Linked DNA regions of Mus musculus: region 2 is linked to region 1. A link is a loop called in an ENCODE intact Hi-C map of the cell type or tissue named here. Cell type or tissue: left cerebral cortex. All regions are shown on one strand.

Region 1 (8,000 bases):
AAAACCCCAAACCGAACCCCCCAAAAAAACAAACCAAAAAAAAAAAAAAAAAAAAAAACCAACAAGGATATTTGCCTTTAATCCCAGCACTCCGGAGGCAGAGGCAGATCTCTGGGAGTTTGAATCTTGTCTACAAATTCCAGGATAGCCAGGGCTGTTCTCTGTCTCAAAAAACAAACACCAACAAAACAAAAAGAATACAAACCAAAAATCCAAGGATCTCAGTAGCCCAGGTTAGCCTTAACCTTCAAGCAGTCCTGCCTCAGCTACAGACTACTAAGATTTCCTGAGACACCTGCCCAACTGCAAATGTTTAATAACGCAAAGGTGTATATAGAGGCTGTCTATTCTTATTTGAGATTTGAGTATAAAGACAAAAACTCCCATAGCCAGGTGGAGCTCTATAACCAGGACAGGACTCATAAGATATTATATGTGCTACCACAACAGCTTAGGATAGTCCTTTCCTCTCAATGACATGACTATAAATTAATTCATCACAAACAAGCACTGGCTTCTCTTGCAAAAGGCCTGGCTGGTCTCTATTCCCAGCACCTACACAGTGGCTTAGAACTGTAAATAACCCCATTTCCCATGGATCCAACACTCTTTGGGTTTTCTACCCATGTGGCGTACATAACAAACAAGCAAAACATTCATAAAATTAAAATAAATGGGGGACTAGTAGCAAAGACAAGGGAGAAAGCTCTTTTGTGTATCTAGAATTTAACACAACGCTTTTGCCAGGTAACACTCTTATGAAAACAAGAACTCTGAAAAACACTACACTGATAGTAACTTTCATTTAACAATCTTTTATTACAGTTAGTTAATCTGGTATATGTGCTCATACTTCACACATATACCTCAGTGCAATGTGCAAGTCAGAGGAAAATTTTTGTTCAACAGTTCTTGACTTCAATTAACAAAATGTTACTGAGCAAAACCAGATTTGGACAACATATTTTCTCACGGGGTGACTTTCCATTCAAGTAAAGAGAGGAGGGAAACAGCCTTGCTCTAATATACCTTTTAGCTCAAGTCTAGAGTCCTACTAAAACCTGAAGAAGGGCAGTCTGTTCTGATTCCTCCAGTTTCCAGAGGCTATGTATCAGGTCACTATTTACAATACGCCAACCTTATTTGTAACTGTCATAAATTAATCACTACTCTGCTTTGGGGATCCCAACTGTTCTCATGCCACTAATTTCAGAGCTTGAGACAGGAGACCAACCTGAGTCACATCCCCCACTCCACCCCAAGAGCTATATAGGTGCAGTCCTTGCTCCCGTAGCCTAAGGAGGGGAAAGTGGAAGGATGGTTTGAGGCTAGGAGTCCTAGGAGAGCCAGGGTAAACAGCAAAACACTAACCACAAAACCTCCAAGTCGTAGGACCAATTTAAAAATACTAGCAGTTAAAATGAAGCCAGCTTTAGTAACATTTTTGAGACTTTAAATAGAAAGCAAAAATTTCAGTCACAAAAGACTATGTACTATTCCAACTATACAAACACGTAAAAATCTTTAAAAAGCAAACAAACAAAAAGCAGAACCTGATCTGTTGCTTCTGAGGTTTGACATAGAGAACACTGTCATGGGATGACTGTTGGTACATGTATCTTCTTGAAATGATAGAAGCGTTTTTTAAAACCGGATTGAAGTGAGGGTCTGATAACTAGCAATGTACTAAAATCTGTGGTATACCACTTTAAAAAAAAGTTGATGGTGGCTCACAGCACTTGGGAGGCAGAAATATCAAGATCCTCCAATCAAGACCAGCATGGTCTACAATGAAACCTTATCTCAAAATAAAGCAAAACACATTTGGGAGACAGAGGCTCCAAGAGGGAGGCCTTCAGTACACATCCAGTTACATCAAGATCCTGTCTCAAAAAAAGTAAAGGCATTTCTAATGTAACCCAATCAAGAAAATGTGGACGTATCTTTTAGTTCGTTATAGTAGATCTGAACCCTCTGCATTTCCAAAGTCCATGAAGAATCTCCTTTTTTGGCCGGGCGTGGTGGTGCACGCCTTTAATCCCAGCACTTGGGAGGCAGAAGCAGGTAAATTTCTGAGTTTGAGGCCAGCCTGGTGACATGAGTTCCAGGACAGCCAGGGTTATACAGTGAAACCCTGTCTAAGGAAAAACAAAACCAAAACACAACAAAAAAAAAAAGCCACAAAAAAACCAAAAACCCTCCTTTTTCTAGGTGGTAATCTGTTTCTTGGAGATTTTTTTTTTTCGTTTTGAGACGGATTCTTGCTCTATAGCCCTGGAACTCACAAAATACGATTGGGCGTTTTATCCAGCTTTTGTTTTAAATATTGGAATGTACGTTAACAGTTTTCCCATTACTCATGAGCAAGTTAACTTTCAGGCCCAAATGTGCTTTTTTTTTTTTTTCCTTTTTAACCCATTTTCAATGAAAATTAATGACAGTTCCAATTTAAGGACCCAAAACGCGTCAACTAGGTACGCGATTCGGCTTCCAATTTAAGGACCCAAAACGCGTCAACTAGGTACGCGATTCGGCTTCCACTTTAAGAGACCTATTTCGGCTTCAAAACACCACAGTTCGATACAAGTTTTAAACATGCTCAGCCATCAAATGAAACGAAATGCACTGGGCTTTCGGCCTTAATTACAAAACGACACAAAACACAACTCCTGGAGAGTTAACTACCCCAAACACAACTTAACTCTCCACCCTTGCCTAAACGCAGCACCTTCGCAGTTCACCTGGCCCGGACCTGTTTGAAACACACCCACTTTGCACTATTCCTATTAGAAAAGCCATGCACTTCTCTTCCAAAATGAAAAGTCTTGGTCGACACCTAAGAGGGGGACATGGGGTAGGTGGGTGGTAATTCTTTGGAGATGCGCAACGGACTCTCTCCGCAGTTCCAAATAGGGACTAAAAGGTCGGCTAAGCGTCCTTTGCCTCCTCCCGGAGATTTTCCGTTTGCCCAGCTCGCCCTAGAGACCCGGGAGATAGGGGACAGTCCGCCTCCGGCCCCCGGCCAAGGCCATCGCAACCGAGCGGCGGAATTACAAAGGAGGACCGCGGCCGCCTTTGTCCTGCATCTGGCATCGGAGCGCCCTCGTCGTCACTGGCTTCTCCTTCCCCCGCCCCCAGCTCCCCCTGTCTCAACCCTGGAGTCTGCGTCAGCAGCCCCTCGCAGCCCCGCCGGCCCCAGGTAGTCCCTTCGAGAGCACCGGAGGCCCCGGTGGGTGGCCGGGCCCGCCGAGCGCCATTTCCACCCGGAGCGCGTCCCGCTTTCCCGGCTCGCTGAGCTCCCCACCCTCATCCCTACCGGAGAGCTCGGATCTCCCGCCCGCACTCTCTCCTGCCGGACACTTTCCCGTAAGCCGGAGGCGACAAAGTAGCCCGAGCGGGGGAAAGGCGGGAAGGCGACCCGACCGCTACCGGCCCCCAAGATGGCGGCAGCCGAGCGGCGGGGGAGAGCGAGCGAGCGGCCACTCCGCGTTCCCTCACCCGCTCCCGGGCTCTTCGTCCTTCTCCCGACTCCGCTGTCGGCACCGCCGGCCCAACCTACCCCCCCTTCTACTTCAGATACCCTGTGGGGCGTAAGCAACGCCTACACCGACGCTCGCGCGGGTCTGGTCGCGGGCAGGGACGCCTGGCTCGCCCGCTGCTGAGCGCTCGCCACAACGGTTCGGCTCCCTCGCTCCCCTCAACCGTCTCCCGCCGCGCCAACCGCTCTAGGAGCTGCGCAGCCGAGCGACTGCCGAGGGGGGATGGGAGGGGGGCGAGAGAGAGGGAGGGGGCAGGGCCGACTGCCCAGGCCCACCCCCTCTCTGCCGCGCTGCTCTCGCGATACTTGAGTGACAGCGTGGTCTCCCAGGGGGCGGGGCGCAGCGCACCTGCGCACTCGGGACCTGCCCGGTTGCCACCGTGGTGGGCGTGGAGTCGCAGCGAGTGGGCTGTGGCGGACTCCGTTGGCTCCCGCCGACCGACCAACCCTCTGAACCCCGGAGCTCACGTTTGTCCCTCCCCACGGGCCTCTGAGGAGCCGTGGTCACGCGGTTTGCTAAGTTTCTTATCTGCTCCACTGGGAATAGATCCCACAAAGGCCCCCGCGCGGAAGGAGCCACGTGGTTTCTGTCACCCCGCCCCCCAACCCGGGGACGGCTTTGCTGGTCCACCATATTTGCATTATGCAATCAGAAAAAAAGATGAATGTTGCGCCTGCGAAGATACAAAGCGTCTAAACCCAGCAGGATTCCCGTCCTAGCCTGGGGCATCCCCTTTGTTCCCCTGCGTAGGCAGCCTTGGCGCCTTGATTGGTTTCCTACCTGCCAGGTTCGGTTTTTCTCTCCATTAAACCCGGGTGACGGGTCTGTGGTTCACGGCAATAGACTTTATCTAAGTAAGAGTTTGGTATTCCTAAAAATTGTGCTCGCAGGAGACACCTAAAAAAACCGCATGTGGAGGTTCTGTCGTGCTACCAAGATTGCTCCCGACCCGTTTATGGCTTTTTTAAAGTTGTAACACAAATTGCACATGGAAAGGCTGTGGGAAGGTGGAGGGCCACCCTGGTGTTGAGAGACTTGGGAGAGCAAAGCTAATTAAGGTGGGTACGGACAGCAGAGGGCGAAAAGAGGCCGGGCTGGACAGACTAAGGCTGTGAACGTGGATGGGGCTGGGTTGGAATCACCCTTCAGTGTGCATCCAAAGATTTCTTTGTGCTACAAACACTGGGAAGTCCATGTGGAGTGGAGTAGTGGCAGTGTGGAAGGTTGGATTTGATTTACTATGAATTTTTATTTATGTTTATACTAGAGCCAAGAGGCCAATGACTTTCTTGTATGGAAACTTGTATTTCACGGCTTTAATTCATCTTCAAACCTACTTGAAAGTCTTTAGTACTCTACTGATTTTATAGCCCAAAATATCCTTCAGAGAAGGGGGGGGGGGCGCAGTGTGCTTATACTTACAGACAGGAAAATCAAAGTATGTTCTAGAAGCCGTCATAGCTCAGGTTTATTAAGTACTTCCTGAAATGGCATGGTAAGCAGTTCCTTGTCTTTGTTCTTGGGTAGCCAAGGATGTCCTTGAACTCCTGACCCTCTGTGTCTCCATAGCCTTACAAAGTGGTATTTCACAGATGCAGTCCCTAGTCCCACAAGAGTGAAAATAATTACACTTGATAACACTAAACTCTTTTATGTGGTGACAAGTTAGTGGCTTACTGGCCAGACACTTGCTGAAGCTTGGTTATTTTATTGTTACTTTAATCCCCTAAAGTTACCCCACCCCCTCCTTTTAATAGCTGGGGGTTGATTTAGAGCCCAAAGTATGTTCTCTTTTTTAAAAAAGTAACTGGTTTAGCTGGGTAGTGGTGCACACCTTTAATCCCAGCACTCGGGAGGCAGAGGCAGTTGGATCTCTTTGTTGGAGGCCAGCCTGGTCTTCAGAGTGAGTTCCTGGACAGCCAGGGCTACACTGAGAAACACTGCCTCTGGGCGGTGGGGTGGAGGGGGTAACAAACCTAAAGGGAACTGGCTTATTAGCAGTACTCCAAGCTGAACTCTTAGGATGAAACCTTCCCAGGGCCTTTCTTCTATTGGGTTTTAATTACATGGCTCCTTTACCTTTCACTCTTTCAACATGATTGGGTAGGTGGAATTCTGTAATCCCTTTTCCTCTTCCCCTGGAATTCAGTCTGCTTACAGCATGAATGAATTTGGCATTCTTTGCACACACTTTGTGTGGTTATCGGCCACAATCCTCAATTCGTTTTGATGGCTCTAATGTATGACTTTTCAACCAATGCTGACATTTCTTTGGAGGCGTGTCTCTGTCATTTCTTTGGAGGCGTGTCTCTGTCATTTCTTTGTGGTGAGTGCCGGTTACCACTATGAAGATTTAGGTCTTCAAATTAGTACTCCAGGCCTTTTGCCCTTTTGTTACAGCAAGTAGGGAAGTTTTCATTTAAAGAGGCATTTGACCATGGTAAAGGTAATTTGTATTAGCTTCTTAGTTTACTAATTTTCCTTAAAAAAAAAAAAAAAAAAAAAAAAAAAAAGAACCTGCTCCTTCCTCACCCAGTTGAATCCTGTTGTAAAGCTTGGTGTGATTGGACCCTGCTGTTCCGGGGATGCCTACAGAATTGTTTCCAGATTGATCTCTAAGGAATTGTTTCCATGGAGACGGTTACAACTCGGGGCTCCCAGCTGCTTTTTTCACCTCCCCTCTCTTTTTTCCTTGCCCCCTCTCCTTTCCCCACTTCCTCCCCCCCTCTCTCTTTCATGTGCTCTCCTGTTAGAATAGAGGTCAGAGGGACCCTGAAGTCCATCTTTGTTATAGTGTATAAAGAGAAAAGATGAAGCAGGAGAAGGAAATGGAAATGCCCACAGCTCCTGGAGGAAAACAATCCGAGGCTCAGTCACCCTGCGTCACTCCATCAGAATAAAGGGAGTAGGAAAATTCCATGCAGGACCTTCGGGGAAATGAAAGAAATTGAGAGTGCATTCTCTTGGGGGCAGACAGAGCACATTAGCTAAAAAGTAGTCTACCGTCGGTGTTCATAGATCCCTAATGATACTGCAGATCATTCTGCCTGCATGAAAACAAGCCAAGAACAAAACAGTCCACAGCATTGTATTGGAGTTGTGTCTAGTCTGTGTTTAAGGGCTTTGGAACATCAACTCTGACAGGGCTTTGTGAAGGATTCCTTCTTTGGCTTATGAACTAAATATCTGATGACTTTAAAAGAGCGAACACCTTCTTCACATAGCCACCACTGTTTCTCGACAAGGCTTTCAAAGATTTCATTTTCGAGAGTTTGTTAAAATTACTTCCCTGGTAACTATGGAAACGAGAAGACCTCATCTAGTATGATACTAAGTAGACAAATGGTACCTAACAGCAGGAGGCCCGGAACCCAGTCATTCTCCATATTTGAGAGTACCGGTGCTTGTGTGCACATGGAGACCAACCCACAAGCAGCTTCAGGTTTTGGTTTTTTTAACACTGTGTGTGTGTGTGTGTGTGTGTGTGTGTGTGTGTGTGTGTGTAGTGCAGGGTACAGGTGTGAGGTTCAGGTCTCTCCATTCTGTCTGTCTATCACTCGGAGTCTGGGGTATCAAACCCATGGCATTAAGGCTTGGCAGTAAGCTCCTTTAGCTGCTGAGCCATCTACCTGTCCCCACCATACACCTCTTAATATGACAGGGACTCTCACTGGTCTACGGTTTGCTTAGGCTCGGTTGGCTGGCCAGCAAGCCCCAAGAGATTCTCCTGTCTCTGCCCCCATGACCAGCTTCTTTTCCGTGGATCAAACGCCTGTCCTCATGCTTGGAAGGCACCCACCCTTCCTAGCGTGCTTGTATCCTCAGACCTCCTTTCTCTAATCTTTGGAAATAGTTCCAAGTGTTGGATTGCTCCAGTGGTCACCGTGGCAGCCAAAGAACCAGGGAAAGTGAATCACTGCAGTGGCCTTGTGGGTCAATGTCCAAGTGGGTCACACTGTAGAAGATTCGGCATGGATAAGAGACCATTTATCTCACCACGATTTTATAGTTTTGTGTATATGAAGCATTTGGAGACTTGCTACATAGCCCAGGCTACTCTGGGATCCTCCATTCTTGTTTCCATCCACACATGCTATTGACAGATATATATCACCACACCTAGCTTTTAAGCTTGCTTTTTTTTCCCCCAAGATTTAAGTTGTGTATGCGAGTGAGTGCCTGGGTGAGTTTATGTGTGTCTTCACAGGAGAGCTCTCAGAGGCCAGAGGGCAGCGGATCCCCTGGAGCTGGGGTGACAGGCAGTGAGTCACTTGATAGGGTGCTAGGAACCAAACCCTAGTTCTCTGAGGGCAGTGAGCAGTCTTTGCTGCTGAGGCATCTCCTCAGCCCCGCTTTACGCTTTTGGGGGACACTGTCCTAATTAGGGTTTTACTGTTAGGAAGAGAAACCATGACCTGACAACTCTTATAAAGGCCAACATTTCATTGGGGCTGCCTTACA
Region 2 (8,000 bases), 540 kb before region 1:
TGTTTTACATGTAAAATGATATATGGCAACTTTTTTCTACATATATTCTCTATGTAACACACCGAAAGGTCTTTTCCAATTTGAAATTTAACATTTAAAGTCACAAATACTATTTTAACAAAATTAAATTGCCACTAAAGCTGCCAAAACACACAAGAAAACACAGTTCTGCAATATTTTTCAATAACAGGGCTGGCTCAATGGTTAGGAGCACTGGCTGCTCTTCCAGAGGACCCAGGTTCAGATTCCCAGCATCCAAATAGCAGCTCACAACTGACTTTAACTACAGTACCAGGAGTGCTGAGGCTTTCTTGAGGCCCTCCAACAAGCACAAGGTGCCAAGACATACATTGTTTAGCATTACCATCTAGCAAAACTACACGTGGATACATAAAAATGTAACAAACTCTGTGGGCACCATTTAAGGAAATTTATTAAGTCTGCTTGATGTAAAGAAACAGAACTTGAAGGAAAGGAAAAACATAATCAAAATATATAGGAAAAAAATTTCAGTAAGAAAAAAACTGAACAGAGCTCAGAGGAACCAAAGCTTCCACAATGTATTCACTTGAGCCCACACACAATGAAACAGCAAATTCTCATACATACATGTGTGCCCATACAAAGGCTTTAAAGCTTTACAATTTCGTTTGACAAATACCTTAAAAATAAAAAAAAAAATTGCTCTTAAACTTAACTAGAAGGGCCGGGCGTGGTGGCGCACGCCTTTAATCCCAGCACTCGGGAGGCAGAGGCAGGCGTATTTCTGAGTTCGAGGCCAGCCTGGTCTACAAAGTGAGCTCCAGGACAGCCAGGGCTATACAGAGAAACCCTGTCTCGAAAAACCAAAAAAAAAAAAAAAAAAAAAAAAACTTAACTAGAAGGACTAATTCAACTAAGTAACCAAGAAGAGAGCAATTTAAGCTTTCTTTTCAAATTATAAACAGTGAAAGGAGGACTCCCTAACAGCCTACTAATTCCTTCTTAGTTATTTACAGCAGTTGTAATTTCCACCTTAAACTAATTTATCTAAACAAATGCTTAACTCTCCAGAGTCTGTAAGCTGCAAGGAAGCAAGCAGTTTGCCTTGTTTATCTGTCCCTGGACTCACCCAAAATACTGTTTAAGAAAACGCTCCCTGAATGAACTTCTCCCCCACCCCCCAAACCCTAGAGAAAGCAAATAATTTCTGACTCAAAGTTATTTAATCAAAGCAACGTTTTAAAAATAGACCTGGCTGGCTGGCTTGAGACGAGAAGTTTCAAGCAGTTTATTAAAAGTGGCGAGCTTGGGAAGAGCGGGTAGTATAAGGGGAGCGCACAGTGGGCTCTCATGGAGTATATGCTAAATAACACGAGCCAAAGGAGCTCTAATCTATAGACCGCGGGCGCGTAGTTAAACACTAGCGCGCCCAACGGTGCTTTCCATTAAGTGTGGTTAAGTGCTCTGATTTTCATCCCTGCCTGGGCTCCCAAGACACTGCAACATCCCAAAGTGCTAAGTTATAGAAATCGCTTAGGGAAGGAAGTGAAACCAAGTGCTTAAATCGGCGTCTGGAGATATAAATGAGGGGTCTCGGCTCCGACACCCTCTTGTCTCCCCTCCCTTCCCCTCCTATTCTACAAGTGCCAAAAGCCTCCACCCGAATCAAGAAATCGCAGAATGTCTCCACAACCAGCTTAAAGAAAATAAGCGGACTCTATCGAGCTCGGGACGAGGAAGGTGAGCAGGTCTCGCCAGAGTCCGGAACTGGGAGAGAGGGCACTGACTGTCCTCGGCTACCTTGGAAGGCGAGGCTGCCGAGCTCCGGCTGGGCGGGCTGCGGGTGCCCAGCCAGGGTCCCCACAGCCGGTCGAGGAAGGCGGGCAGAGGCTCCGACATGGCCGGGACAGTGCCGCCGGCCGCAGGTGCTCAGGCCTGGCCGGGAGCGGGCAGCCGTCAGGCCTCACCGCTCCGCGCCCCTTCCCTGCAGGCTCGGCGCCGCGCCCGCCGTTGGGAGTCCCGCCGCGCGCCCCACGGCCCCGCGGGAGACGACCTCGCAGGCAGGCCGCCGCGCACTCACCATTGTCACCGCCGCCGGGTCGCCCACTCCACTCGGCTTTCCCTCAGAAGAACTCCCAGCCTGGGTGCCTGCGCCCCGCCGCCCGTCACGTGACCGTAGGCCATCAGCCGCACGTGACCACTCCTTTTCCTCTTCTCCCTCCCCCCCCCACCCCGCCCCGCTAGAGGCCCCGCCCTGCTAGAGGCCCCGCCCTTCAGGAAGGCCGTTTCGAGGCGGGGCTCCTCCGCCCCGCCTTTCGGTTGAGGGCGTGGTCTGGGTGGGTGACGTCTGGTGGGAGGAGTCAAAGATCTGTCTTCTCAGTCCAGCAACCCTAGAGCTAGTTGTCACGTGACGAGCCGTGCGCTGTCAAACTCCTCCCTCCGGCACGCCCATTTCCTTTTCCCTAGGGAAACTTGGGGGACTCGAGGGTTTGTGCGGGAGGCGTGTCTTTGCGGGCTTGCTGCAGTTCCGACCTTTGCGCCTGATCTGTTTCCCGCCTCAGCCCCGAGAATTGTTGGCCTCCGAAGAGACGGTTAGGGAGAAAAGCTAATCTTTAAAGCACATCCTTTGCAGTCCACGGATAGCTCGTGACGCAGCCTTCCAAGCCGGAGAGGCAGTACTCTCAAATCGGTTCCGCCCTCCTTACCCCCCCTCCCCGGCAACAGCCCTTCCTAAAAGTTTCGCAAGCGTGCAAAACGCAGCTCTCCAACACTCTGATCCAGTCAGTCATTGTAGTGGAGGCCCAGAAAACCTGAGGATAGATGAAATACTACGAAGGCTTAGGAACTGAACCTTTCATTCAGATTTATGGGCGGAGGGGTGTCATCAGCCCTATCATAACGAAACTCAACTTGGGGAGTAGAGTGTCAAGTTGTAAGTCTAAAATATTTAAAGGTTAAAATGAGGCTTCGGTCTCCAATCGCGACAGAATTCAAATACTGGAAATGAGTCTTTTGTTTGTAAGACAGGGGTTCTCATGTACTCATGTAGACTAGGCTAGCCTCAAGTGGAGAGTGAGCACCTCCAAAGTGCCTTCCCAATGCTGTAATTGCAGGAGTCACTGGTGGTTTTATGCATTGCTGCAGATGGAACACTGCACTTCCTTCATGCATGCAGGAGAAATCTGCCTAAAATGATATTATCTGAAAACAAATCTTAAAGATTGCTATGCCAGGGAGCTTTGGAACGAATGGATGTTTGTGTGTATATTTATTGTTGAGACAGGGTCTCACTAGGTGTCCCAGGCTCCTCTGGAATATGCTATGTAGCCCAGGCTGTCAAGAAACACATCTGTCCTCCTTCAGCCTTCCCAATATTGGAGATTACCTGTCATATTTACAGACGGGTAAAATAGTATGGGGACAGAGAAGGGAGTTTAGATCTCAAAATACTATTGATTAAAACCCTGTGATGCAGATGGCTTGGATGAAGGAGCATCACCCACTCTATAAAGAAGGATAAGTCAGGTATAGAGGTTCATAGCTGTAATCCCAGCTCTCCGGAGACAGAAGAAGTAGAAGAATCGCCATGAATTAAAAGACCCCTGGAGATTACACAGTTAGTCCCCTGAATGACCTGGGCTACAGTGTGAGACCTTGTTACAAGGAAACAAAAGAGAGAAACAATTGCGCATAGTCTAAGATCTGAAAGGTTAACTGTGTTTGTTGGTTCTAGCACCATTTGCTCAAAATACTTTCCCCTGTAAACTGCTGTGGTGTGGTATGCTTGTCAAAAATCTATCGATTGGGGCTAGAGAGATGGCTGAGCTAAGTCAAGAGCACTTGCTGGCTACCCCTTCAGAAGCATGAGATTTGATTCCCAGCATCCAAATAGTGGCTCCTTACCAGGGGGATCTGATGCCCTCTTCTGGTCTCCATGAGCATCACATATGCAGGTTTTGTACAGAAGGTCTGCAAAACCTCCATGCACCCAAAGAAAGACTCAAGGAGGTAAAATAAAAACAATACTGGGTCTTCCATTCATGAGCACTGTGCATTTTTCTAATTTTTACCTTTTTTTAGTGTTCTTCACCAGTGTTTCTAATTTCCAGTGTTATACATTTTTATTAAATTTATCTCTAAGTGCCTGTATTTTTTAACACTATTGTAAATAAAACTAAGTTTTTCATTTTTCAGTTCTTCGTTGTGATGTGTGTAACTTTCCTGTATTGACTGTGTACCCTGCAGTCTTCCTAAATTTCTTTGATGATTTGCTCTAGGCTCACACATACACACACACACACACACACACACCTTTTTTAACCTGGGTTTCTTTTTTCCTTTGTGGAGCTGAGGACTGAACCAGAGCCTCATGGATCCCAATCAACCAGCCTACCACTAAGCCACATCCTCGGCTGTCTTCCTGGAATTTCTTGAAATCCTAGATTGAGCATCCTAAATGGATTTTCACTTTCTTTCCTGTCTTCCATCTGTCTCTTGTTGTTTTCCTTTTTCCTTTTCATGTTTCTTTATTCTGGGAGGTGTATATTACATGGTGTGCATGGAGAGCAGAATTTGTACATGTCACTTCTGGGAATTGAGCCCAGGTCCTCAGGCCTGTCAGCAAACACATTTATCTGATGAGCCATCTCACCTGTCCTTGTTTTTCTTTTTGTCCCAGAAATGGTCTTAGTACATATCTCAGGCTGACGTTAGACTCTTGATTCTCCTGCCTCAGTCCCTGAATGCAAAAATTATATCATGAGCCACCATGTTTGCTCATGTTCCAGTTCTCATGATGATGATGATGAGTTTGTGTGTGTGTGTGTGTGTGTGTGTGTGTGTGTGTGTGTGTGTGTATTGTTTGGCATAGCTCTCCGTGAGCTTTCTCTCTCTCTTTTTTTAAAGATTTACTTATTATTATACATAAGTAGCTGTCTTCAAACACTCCATAAGAGGGCATCAGATCTCGTTATGGATGGTTGTGAGCCTCCATGTGATTGCTGAGATTTGAACTCATGACCTTCAGAAGAGCAGTCAGTGCTCTTAACCACTGAGCCATCTCACCAGCCTCGAGCTTTCTCTTTTAGTGTTCAAACTCCTGTGTAATCTATCCTTGAATTCTATCAAAGTCGGTTTGTGTGACCAACAGAATAGCGTGGTGTGGCTGCCTCAAGCTGCTCCTGACTTGGTTTCTCCTGGACCATTCCCTTCTAACAACATCCACTCCCATGGTGTAAAGCCCCATGGAGAGGACATCTCCCCTCTCTTCTGAAAACAGATGGGAGTACCAACTTTCCAACTATTTTCGAATACCAATGTGGAAACTTTCTTTTTCATCCTTGACCAAGTCTTCAGATGACTCTAGCTCTGGTGAATATCCTAACTGTACTTTTAAAATTTTATTTTTATGTGTGTTAGTGTTTTGCCATAACGTGTGTCTGGGTAAGGATGCCAGATCTCCTGGAATTGGAGTTACAAACAGTTGTGAGCCATGCCTTTAATTTCAGCACTCGGGAGGCAGAGGCAGGCAGATTTCTGAGTTCAAGGCCAGCCTGGTCTACAGAGTGAGTTCCAGGACAGGACAGCCAGGGCTACACAGAAAAACGATGTCTCAAAAAAACAAAACAAAACAAACAAACAAACAAAAAGACTTTCTAAATAGAATTTCCAGATAGTCTACTTAATTTCTGACCTGCATAAACTATAAAAATTCTAAAAATCTATTGCTTTAAGCCACCAAGGTTTTGGGTTTGTTTGGCTTTTTTTTGTTTGGTTCTGGGTTTTGTTTTGTTTTGTTTTTGGAGGGGGTTATCTCACTATCTAGCCTTGGCTGTCCTGCAATGTGTTAATCTTGAATTCACAGATTCACCTGACAAATCTTGGGATTAAAGATACAGATAAGCCATAGAGTTTTAAGGTGATTAATTATGTAGCAATAAATAATAAGGCTGGACATGGTGGCACATGCCTTTAATCACAGTGCTCAAGAAGCTAAGGCAGGTGGATCTCTGAGTTTGAGGTCAGCCTGGTGTACAAAGCAAGTCCAGGATAGCCAGGGCTTGTAACACAGAGAAACCCTGTCTTGAAACCAACACCTCCTCCTCCCCCCCCCAAAAAAAACCCAATAAGTAAAGAATGTATGCTAACATTTTCAATTCTCAAGAGCTCTTATTCTTAATTAGTATTCTGTCCTTGTGAAAACAAAACACCGAGTAATCACAAATATCCAAATAGCAAAAAAAAAAAAAAACAAAAAACAAAAAACAAAAGGATGCATTTTACATCAATCACTGAGGCAATTTCCCCCATAAAAAATTTCATATCAGAGGCTAAAGGGATGGCTCAACAGTTAAGAGCACTTGCTTCTCTCACAAAGGACCCAACTTTGGTTCCACTATCCACGTGGTGTCTCAGAACTGTCTGTAACTCCAGTTTCAAAGGACCTTAGGTTCTCCCTGTGGTACTCGGTACACTGCAGCTTCTGTAAACCATTTATGACTCATGCAATAGGTAACAGAGTTATAGGCAGCACTGTCACTGATGAGCCATTGGGCCCTAAGGAACCATCAGTTCTACACAGCAACGCTAACGAGGGGAGAAGGCAGATTAGCAAAAGATAGAGCTATGTGGATACCTTTTAAATTTATCTACCTTTATTTTATGTGCATTGGTGTTTTGCCTGCATGTATGTCTGTGTGAGAGCATCAGATCTTGAAGTTACAGATGGTTGTGAGCCACCATGTGGTTGATGGGATCTGAACTCAGGATCTCTGGAAGAGCAGTCAGTGCCCTTAACCACTGAGCCATTTCTCCAACCCCTATATTGATAAACAGTGACTGAAATACTAAGACAATGCACTGAGAGAATGGCAACTCACAGCTTTGGGGAAAAACACATAATAAAAATGTATTATAGTTATTTGTGTTTGCACCGCTAAATAGTGAATGGTCATAAATAGTATTCCTGTTTTGATCCTTGGCTAAACATAGTAAAACTATTAAGAGGAACCTCCATAGGCCTCCCAAGTGTCACATGTCCTTTCTCTCAGCTGTGCAGCAGCCCCGTCTCGTGATTAACGTCATTACTTCAAGGTGAGTCCTATTTTGGGCTCTCATCCCTTGGCATAAATGGCTTAAAATGCCACGCCTAAAGTTCAGTGGAACTCTCACAATGGACCCTAGTGGAAATAGCTCCCCATTGAGCCGTAACATTGGTTCTACCTTCCTTTCTGTTGCTGTAATAAAATATTCTGGCTGAAGCAACTTCGAAGAGGGAAGGAAGTAGTCACCATTCTGGGCCACAGTCTGTGATGGTTTGTACATTCTTGGATCAGGGAGTGGCACCATCTGAAGTTGTGGCCTTGTTGGAATAGGTGTGGCCTGGTTGGAATGGGTGTATCACTGTGGGTGTGGGTATAAGATCCTCACCCTAGTTGCCTGGAAGTCAGTCTTCCACTAGCAGCCTTTGGATGAAGACATAGAACTCTCAGCTCCTCCTGCACCATGCCTGCCTGGATGCTGCTATGCTCCCACCTTGATGATAATGGACTGAACCTCTGAACCTGTAAGCCAGCCCCAATTAAATGTTGTTTTTTTATAAGACTTGCCTTGGTCATGGTGTCTGTTCACAGCAGTAAAACCCTAACTAAGACACAGTCCATCACTGAGAGAAGTCAGAGCAGGAACTCCTGGCAGGAGTCTGAAGTAGAAAGTATAAATGAAGGCTTTCTGACTGCCAGCTTTCTCACAGGTCAGCTTTCTTTTAAAAAAAAAAATAGGGCTGGTGAGATGGCTCAGTGGGTAAGAGCACCCGACTGCTCTTCCGGGAAGTTCAAATCCCAGCAACCACATGGTGGCTCACAACCACCCGTAATGAGATCCGATGCCCTCTTCTGGTGCGTCTGAAGACAGCTACAGTGTACTTACATATAATAAATAAATAAATAAATCTTTAAAAAAATATATATATATATACATAAGTACGCTGTAACTGTCTTCAGACACACCAGAAGAGGGCA

The links. A loop is a pair of places that touch in the nucleus more often than their neighbours do. Peaks named below come from ENCODE experiments on the same cell type or tissue, not always from the same donor. Only the 100,000 strongest peaks of a DNase experiment are listed, where the experiment ranks them.
Region 2: it touches region 1 in a loop (5-fold over the local background); 2 of 42 quality-filtered maps call a loop at or near these places.

Annotation. Positions count from the first base shown.
Region 1 is chr10:63,020,140-63,028,139 of GRCm38, forward strand. Hnrnph3 (heterogeneous nuclear ribonucleoprotein H3) reads right to left here and starts at 3,710. Exons shown (of 10, transcript NM_001079824.1): 1 at 3,581-3,710. It overlaps Pbld2 (phenazine biosynthesis-like protein domain containing 2), which reads left to right and starts at 4,373. Exons shown (of 10, transcript NM_026085.2): 1 at 4,373-4,597. In left cerebral cortex, a CTCF peak has its summit at 4,613 (motif pointing right); DNase peaks (open chromatin) are centred at 3,154, 3,958, 4,556, 6,187 and 3 more places; H3K4me3 peaks cover 3,808 bases; H3K27ac peaks cover 4,193 bases.
Region 2 is chr10:62,484,596-62,492,595 of GRCm38, forward strand. Vps26a (VPS26 retromer complex component A) reads right to left here and starts at 2,210. Exons shown (of 9, transcript NM_133672.3): 1 at 2,063-2,210. The coding sequence starts at 2,065. In left cerebral cortex, a CTCF peak has its summit at 3,907 (motif pointing left); DNase peaks (open chromatin) are centred at 1,568, 2,306 and 3,890; H3K4me3 peaks cover 2,345 bases; H3K27ac peaks cover 1,099 bases.